Linked DNA regions of Homo sapiens: region 1 is linked to region 2. Evidence: read pairs that join two places in POLR2A ChIA-PET (ENCODE). Cell type or tissue: Panc1. All regions are shown on one strand. Each heading gives the region's core, and the rest is flanking DNA. Links, peaks and the distances in the headings are about the cores only.

What was found. Peaks named below come from ENCODE experiments on the same cell type or tissue, not always from the same donor. Only the 100,000 strongest peaks of a DNase experiment are listed, where the experiment ranks them.
Region 1: POLR2A ChIA-PET joins it to region 2 with 5 read pairs; 3 of 35 experiments call an interaction of 5 or more read pairs at or near these places.

The regions. Positions count from the first base shown.
Region 1 is chr7:100,916,493-100,920,878 of GRCh38, forward strand. No RefSeq gene overlaps it. Among named protein-coding and RNA genes, the nearest start is that of ACHE, 23 kb to the left of the region's middle. RefSeq lists an enhancer at 292-401. In Panc1, for the core only: no CTCF peak of the experiment used is centred there; no DNase peak of the experiment used is centred there.
Region 2 is chr7:101,115,468-101,119,853 of GRCh38, forward strand. No RefSeq gene overlaps it. Among named protein-coding and RNA genes, the nearest start is that of SERPINE1, 9.4 kb to the right of the region's middle. RefSeq lists an enhancer at 1,957-2,658 and a silencer at 1,957-2,190. In Panc1, for the core only: no CTCF peak of the experiment used is centred there; a DNase peak (open chromatin) is centred at 2,172; H3K27ac peaks cover 3,696 bases.

The sequences.
Region 1 (4,386 bases), core at 91-4,090, 200 kb before region 2:
AAAAGGGGGAGGAATTCTCAGTTCTGGGAAATTCCTACCCCTCTTCTGGAAAACTCATGAATAATCCACCCCTTCTTTAGCATACGATCAATAAATAACCATTAGAAAATAGCCAACCAACAAAACAAACAAACTAATAAAAAAAGAAGAACAAACAATAAAAAACAAAACGAAACAAAAATGGCCAACCAGCAGCCATCGGGGCTGCTCTGTCTATGAAGCAGCCATTCTCACGTTTTTTCACTTCTGTAATAAACTTGCTTTCACTTCACTCTGTGGACTCACTCCAATTTTTTTATTTTTTTATTTTTTTTATTTTTTGACGGAGTCTCGCTCTGTCACCCAGGCTGGAGTGCAGTGGCATGATCTCAGCTCACTGCAAGCTCCGCCTCCTGGGTTCATGCCATTCTCCTGCCTCAGCCTCCCGAGTAGCTGGGTCTACAGGCATGCCTGTCACCACGCCCGGCTAATTTTTTGTATTTAGTAGAGACGGGGTTTCACCGTGTTAGCCAGGATGGTCTCGATCTCCTGACCTCGTGATCCGCCCGCCTCAGCCTCCCAATGTGCTGGGATTACAGGCGTGAGCCACTGCGCCTGGCCCTTCCAAATTCTTTCTTGCACAAGATCCAAGAACCCTCTCTTGCGGACTGAATTAGGACCTGTTTCCGGTAAAAGTGCTTTCCTGAATTTTCAACTTCCATCTGAAGAACTAGGGGAAATCTGAGGCTGGGTTTTCCCTGGGGCGCCTGGGGGAACATAAGATTGGGCTCCCAGAGCCAGAGAGACCATCCAGCAGGCATAAACTGGACGTGGTGGGTCACACAAAAGCCACGAGGTGTCTGCCAGTATAAGCAAGTTTCCCAAGTAAGGGACCTTTAGGGATCCCTAAGCATTAGGCCATCCATTAGGTAAATAAGTATCCTGTGAAAAGCCCGCTGTGAACACTACACCCAGCTTCCCTTCATTTCTCCTTAAAGCAGGTTTGCTAGCCGCTCTGCTACTGAGACCCTCATGTAGCTCTCAAAGCAGGGTGTCTTTCCATGTTCTTGCTCGCCCCGCTCCCCAGTAGCTTGGGCCTGCCGTGGCTGGTTATGTTAGAGTAGGTATCTAGGCAGACATGAGGAGGGTAGGAGAGGATGCCCCATTCCCTTCCCCAGTAATGTCAAGTGACAAATAGGTGGTGGTCAAGTGGTTGTTAAACTGTCTTTCTGAAATAATAATTGGTTGTAGCTGGCGCCAGGGAAAGGTGGTTTCCCAATAGACAGAAAACACCTGAGGCTGGTGATAAGCAGCTTCCTGATAAGATCTCAGGAGTTGGGTGAGTGGGCTCAAGCATGTGCACTAAGAGGCAACATGGCAGAGTTTAAGTGGTATTTCTTTTTTGTTTTGTTTTTGATGGAGTCTTGCTCTGTCGCCCAGGCTGGAGTGCAGTGGAGTGATCTCGGCTCACTGCAATCTCCAACTCCCAGGTTCAAGGGATTCTCCTGCCTCAGCCTCCCAAGTAGCTGGGATTACAGGTACACACCACAACGCCCAGCTAATTTTTTTTTTTTATTTTTAGTAGAGACGGAGTTTCACCATGTTGGCCAGGATGGTCTTGATCTCTTGACCTCATGATCTGCCTGCCTCAGCCTCCCAAGTGTTGGGATTACAGGTGCGAGCCACCGCGCCCGGCCCCAGCTAGTTTTTATATTTTTAGTAGAGGGGGGTTTCACCATGTTAGCCAGGCTGGTCTTGAACTCCTGACCTCAAGCAATCCTCCTGCCTTGGCCTCCCAAAGTGTTGGGATTACAGGCGTGAGCCACTGCACTTGGCCAACAGATCTATGTCTTCCCAGGAACCCTCAGCTGGTAGGGGAAGAACGCCTCAAACGAGCATGTGCACAACTTCAGTAAATATACTGTTCCCACCCCAAGGGAAAATCAAGGGAGAAGAGACGCAACCCCCGGAACCATGCCAATGTATAAAACCCCAAGTCAGGGGCTCAACAGTGCACTTGAATCTCTCAAGTTGCCTGCTTGGCCCTCTTCCAAGTGTACTTTACTTCCTTTCTTTCCTCTAAAACTTTTTTTAAAAATTTATATTAATTAATTATTTTTGAGACAGAGTCTTGCTGTGTCATCCAGGCTGGAGTGCAGTGGTGTGATCTCAGCTCACTGCAACCTCTGCCTCCTGGGTTCAAGTGATTCTCCTGCCTTAGCCTCCCCAGTAGCTAAGATTACAGGCGCCCGACACCACGCCTGGCAAATTTTCGTATTTTTAGTAGAGACGGGGTTTCGCCATGTTGGCCAGGCTGGTCTTGAACTCCTGGCCTCAAGCAATCCGCCCATCTCAGCCTCCCAAAGTGCTGGGATTATAGGCATGAGCTGTCCCGTGCCCGGCCTCGTTCCTGTTCTAAAACTTTTTAATAAACTCTGACTCCTGCTCAAAAACTTGCCTCAGTCTCTCACTCTGCCTTATGCCCCTCAGAGGAATTATTTCCTTCGAGGAGGCAAGAATTGAATTGCTGCAGACCCGTGTGGATTCGCTGCTGCTAACAAAAGAAGCAACCCATGAAAGGGACACTGCAAACACCATGTCCTTCATTTCCCATTAAAGCAGGGTTACTAGCTGCTCTGCTACGGAAACCCCCATTTAGTTGGGGGCTTTCAAAGCAAGATCTCTTCCCATGTTCTTGCTTTCCTCACCCTGCCAACAGCTTGGGACTGTTCTTGTGGGTTACTTGGTGTGAGGCTCATGGTAGAGGTGTTACAGGAAAGGAGTCCCAATCCAGACCCTTCAAGAGAGGGTTCTTGGATTTTGCATAAGAATTCAGGGTGAGTCCGTAAAGTGAAAGCAAGTTTATTAGGAAAATAAAGAAATAAAATAATGGCCTTTCCATAGACAAAGCAGCCCTGAGGGTGGCTGGTTGACCATTTTTATGGTTGTTTCTTGATGACATGCTAAACAAGGGGTGGATTATTCATGCCTCCTCTTTTTAGACCATATAGCGTAATTTCCTGACGTTGCCATGGCATTTGTAAACTGTCATGGCGCTGGTGGGAGTGTAGCAGTGAGGACGACCAGAGGTCACTCTCTTCACCATCTTGGTTTTGGTGGGTTTTGGCCGGCTTCTTTACTGAAACTAAGGGAGGAGACCACCCTTCATATTGTCTTATGCCCAATTTCTGCCTCCAAAGAAAGAAGAAGTAAAAACTAAAAGGCAGAAATGAAATCCACATTTCATTTCTAAAAGACAGCCCAGTGCCACACACTGGGCCTGGTTGTTAAAGATTGACCCCTGACCTAATTGGTTATGTTATCTATAGATTACAGCTATTGTATAGAAAAGCACTGTGAAAATCCCTGTCCTGTTCCATTCTAATTACCGGTGCATGCAGCCCCCAGTCACGTACCCTCTGCTTGCTCAATCAATCACGACCCTCTCATGCAGACCCGCTTAGAATTGTGAGCTCTTAAAAGGGACAGGAATTGCTGACTCAGAGAGCTCGGTTGTTGGAGACGTGAGTCTTGCTGAAGCTCCTGGCTGAATAAAGCCCTTTCTTCTTTAACTCAGTGTCTGAGGGGTTGTGTCTGCGGCTTGTCCTGCTACAAAACCTGTTTCATCAGCAAGGTCTTTATGACCTGTATCTTGTGCCGACCTTCTATTTCATCCTGTGACTTAGAATGCCTTAACCATCTGAGAATGCACCCAGTAGGTCTCAGCCTCATTTTACCCAGTTCCTATTCAAGATGGAGTTGCTCTGGTTCACCTGCCTCTGACAGAGGCATGGTATTCCATTTCTTCAGGGCTAGTCTCTGTCTCAGGCAAGTTTTTTGCTCCTGGGTCTTGGGGATGGAATTTCTCAGCATATCTGTCCTTCCTCGTGGCAGCCAAACTTTTCCTTTTGTCTTTGGGTTGGTGGGGGTTTTGGCAGGACAGAATTTCTCATCCCTACTCCCATGGTGGCTGACCTCTCTGTATCTGTGCAGGCTTCTGAGTGCAAGCAGCTGTCCTCCCCTCCACCAGGGCACTCAGCTTTGCCTCTAGTTCTTCTTCAGCAGCAGCTAGCTTGGAAAGGAGAGCAGGAGGATGTGTAACCACCTGAGAGGTTCTTCTTGCCTGCTGCGTAAAGAAACACCATGGCATTGTAGTAGAGAAAGAGTTTAATAGACACAAGGCTCGCCATGCCACATGGGAGATGGAGTTAGCATTCAAATCATCTTGTCCAAAGCTTGTATGTTAGGGGTGTCATGGGAAAACGACAGCTGGTGGTGTGGGGTAAAAGAATTTGTGAAGACAGTTGTAAGTAAAGGAAGCCAAATTTATTAGACAAAGTAGGAAAATACACTGCCAGAGAGATAACGGGCTACCAGCAGAAGAGAAACTGACTGCAAAAAACAAAG
Region 2 (4,386 bases), core at 267-4,266:
CTTAGCCTCCTGAAGTGCTGGGATTACAGGCATCAGCCACCTCACCCAGCCTAGATCCAAGTTCTTACTGTGGTATTAATGACCTAGTTGGGCCTCCTTTTCCACAGTTCTTACAGGCCAGTGCCAGACACAGGCCAGAGCCCTTGGTGGCCTTCCCTGCCCCAGCAGGCCCTGGCCCAGCACGACCTGCTGACTGTCTGGAGTTTCATCACCTTAGAGCCTCATTGGTGAATCCCCTTCTAGCACAGGAGACCCTCAGGAAACCAGTGGGCTCAAGAAAAGATATATTTTTTAAAATAATTACTTTTCTTTTTTTTTCTTTTGGAGACAGAATTCCACCCTGTCACCCAGGCTGGAGTGCAGTTGGGGCGATCTCACCTCACTGCAACCTCCACCTCCCAGGCTCAAGCAATTCTCCTGTCTCAGCCTCCCGAGTAACTGGGACTACAGGCGCGCACCACCACACCTGGCTAATTTTTGTATTTTTAGTAGAGACGGGGTTTTGCCACGTTGGCTAGGCTGGTCTCGAACTCCTGACCTCATGTAGTCCGCCCATGTGAGCCGTACGCCACCAGCCACGATGCCCAGCCAAATAATTACTTTTTTTTTTTTTTTTAATGAGATAGAGTCTTGCTCTATCACCAGGCTGGAGTGCAGTAGTGCGATCTCAGCTCACTGCAAGCTCTGCCTCCCAGGTTCAAGCGATTCCCCTGCCTCAGCCTCCCAAGTATCTGGGACTACAGGCGGCCGCCACCATGCCTGGCTAATTTTTTTTTTTTTTTTTGTATTCTAGTAGAGATGGGGTTTCACCATGTTGGCCAGGATGGTCTCCGTCTCCTGACCTCATGATCTGCCCGCCTTGGCCTCTGAAAATGCTGGGACTACAGGCAAGAGCCACTGCCCCCGGCCACCATTTTTGCAACCTACTAACGACTTTCTATGGATGGATGCAGTTGGTCATTTCATTCATACCATCCGCTGAAATCCTAATGCCACTGTTATGGAATTGGCATCATTATCTCTACTTTACAGGAAAGAAAATTAAGACTCAGGGGAGAAATGGGAGTTGCCCAGAATTTCCTGCTTGTACATGTGCCCTGTCGGCTTCTTTCTCCAGAGACTGGGGCTCTAGAAGGTAAAGGACCTGTTCACGATCGCCCAGCTCACTGGAGCCAGAGCTGTCTGGTTATAGCAATGGCCATGGGAGAAGTCTGCGTCCAGAGCAAACACAAAGGGCTCAGTAGCAGGTTGGATTTGAATCCTTTTTTTTTTTCTTTTTTTTTGGAGATGGAGTCTCGCTCTGTCCAAGCAGGAAGAGGCCAGGCGAGGTGGCTCACCCCTGTAATCCCAGCACTTTGTGAAACTAAGGCGGGCAGATCACTTGAGATCAGGAGTTCGAGACCAGCCTGGCCAACATGGCAAAACCCCATCTCTACTAAAAATATAAAAATTAGCCAGGCGTGTTAGCATGGGCCTGTAATCCCAGCTACTCGAGAGGCTGAGGCAGGAAAATCGCTTGAACCCGGGAGGGGATTGCGCCATTGCACTCCAACCTGGGTGATAGAGCAAGACTGTCTCAAAAAAAAGGAGGAGGAAGCCAAGTGTGGGCAGCCTCGGGAAAGTCCTCCTACGTGGCATTCGGTCTGCACTGGAGTAGAGGGCGTTGCTCAGGACAGAGACTACCTCACAAGCTCCTGAGACAAGGACAGTGTTGGTCCTATGCATCTGCGAAGGTCCCATAACAACCACCCCAGAAAAGACCCTAAGATGCCACTCCATGCTCTCACTGGCTGTGTTGGAGGAAAGCAGGAGGCAGCCATCCCATGTCCCACACCCCCGGCCAGGTCAGGCTCCCTGCTCCCCTCCTCTCCTACACCTCACTGCTCTCCAGCCCTCCAGCCACAAACCTACACAAGGGGGTCTGGGATGGGCTCTGGGCCCAGACAGATCCAAGCAAGCCAGCAGCCCAGCTGCATGACAGTGGTGAGGAGAGCTGAGGGGGCCCAGGGTGACTCAGATGAAGAGACATGCAAGAAGCCTGCTCCCATATGGAGGGGAAGCTGGGCAGATAAGAATGGCCAGTGACTCTGGGCATGCTGGCATCCCATGGTGAATTCCATCTGCACTGTATCACCCAGACGGCTTCATCCCTGGGACCTCCACCCCCACCCATCCCCCACTGACCTTGGGTCACCGTCTCTCTGGACACCTGCCCAGCTCAGTGGGAGCTCAGTCTTTATAGTCACATCCAGAGCCAGAATGGAGACTAGCAAAAGAACGTCTGTGTCCAAGCCAGGCGTGGTGTTGCGAGCCTATAGTTCCAGCGACTCAGGAGGCAGAGGTGAGAGGATCACTTGAGCCCAGGAGTTCAAGACCAGCCTGGGCAACATAGTGAGACCCAATTTCTTTGTTTTCTTTCTTTTTTTTTTTTGAGATGGAGTCTTGCTATATTGCCCAGGCTGGAGTGCAGTAGCATGATCTCGGCTCACTACAACCTCCACCTCCCAGGTTCAAGCAATTCTCCTGCCTCAGCCCTCCTGAGTAGCTGGGACTACAGGTGTGCATCACCACACCCGGCTAATTTTTGTATTTTTAGTAGAGACGGGGTTTCATCATATTGGCCAGGCTGGTCTTGAACTCCTGACCTCGTGATCCGCCCGCCTCAGCCTCCCGAAGTGCTGGGATTACAGGCTTGAGCCACTGTTCCCAGCCGAGTGAGACCCCATTTCTACAAAAATGTTTTAAATTAGCCAGGCCTGGTGGTGTGCGCCTGCAGTCCCAGCTACTCAGGAGGCTGAGGCAGGAGGATGGCTTGAGCCCAGGAGGTAGTGGCTGCAGCGAGCCATGATCGTGCCACTGCACTCCAGCCTGGGCAACAGAGCAAGACCCTTTCTCAAAACAAACAGGAACAACAACAAAGAACAGAATGTGTCCAGAGAAAGGCGTAAAGAGAGACACAAGAATGTAGAGAATGAGGAACGAGTTCTGGTAAAGATGAACGAAAGTGAATCAGAGTCAGATAAGCCACATATGTGGGTAAAGAGAAGTGGATGGAGGGATGGAATCTGGCCAGTGGCCTGGAGGCACCCTGCAGGCCTGCACTACCTCATCAGCCTGACGTAATCAGCTCCATGTTCACATCTACCCCAGGAGCCCGGTGCTCCACCATTCCCTGCCATTGAAATTCCCCTTGGTGACCACACTGGGGGCACATTCCTTTTCTCTTTTTTTTTTTTTTTTTTTTGAGACAGAGTCTCACTCTGTTGCCCAGGCTGGAGTGCAGCAATGCAATTACGGCTCACTGCAGCCTCAAACTCCTGGACTCAAGTGACTCTCCTGTCTTAGCCTCCCAAGAAGCTGGGACTACAGGCACATGCCACCATGCTTGACTCATTTATTTATTTTTTGTAGAGGTTGGGGGGGGGGGTCTCCCTGTGTTGCCCAGGCTGGTCTCGAACTCCTGGCCTCAAGCAATCCTGCCACCTTGGCTTCCTAAAGTGTTGGGATTACAGGCATGAGCCACTGTGCCCGGCCAGGAAGGCTCATTCTTGCCTGATGGTGAAAGGACATTTGGAATACCCACATTACAAAAGACCCAGCACTAAGTGCCCTCAGGAAATAAGACACTTTGATGGCCACATAAGTTTAAATACAGAAATAACTGTAAGACAAGGGAGAATGCAAATATATAAAAGTGATAAAAGCTAAAAATTAGCTGGGTGTGGTCGTGCATGCCTGTGGTCCCAGCTGCTCAGGAGGCTGAGGTGAGAGGATTGTTTGAGCCCAGGAGTTGGAGGCTGCAGTGAGCCATGATCACACAACTGCACTCCAGCCTGGGCAACAAAGTGAGACCCTATCTTAAAAAAAAAAAAAAAAAATAGACTGGGCGCGGTGGCTCATGCCTGTAAACCCAGCACTTCGGGAAGCTGAGGTGGGAAGATCAGTTGAGCTCAGGAGTTTGAGACCAGCCTGGCCAACATGGTGAAACCCTGTCTCTACTAAAAATCCAAAAATTAGTTGGGCATGTTTGTGCAGGCCTGTAGTCCCTGCTACTCAGGAGGCTGAGGCACGAGAATTGCTTGAACCCGTGAGGTGGAGGTTGCAGTGAGCTGAGATCGCGTCACTGCATTCTAGCTTGGGTGACTGAGTGAGACTCTGTCTCAAAAAAAAAAAAAGATAAAATTGGCTATGGTAGAGCATACATTTTTTTTAAGTGATTAAAGCATTATAGGTGCCATAGAGGAATCGATGAGAGATGGGAGATGGAGGCTGCAGGGGCCTAGCCTGGAAGAGTGGGTCGAGCTCAACTCCATTTTGGTAAATCAAGTCTCCTTCCTCCCTGGTATGCTCAGAAAATAAGGATACACTTGGGACAAAAGCGGGGTA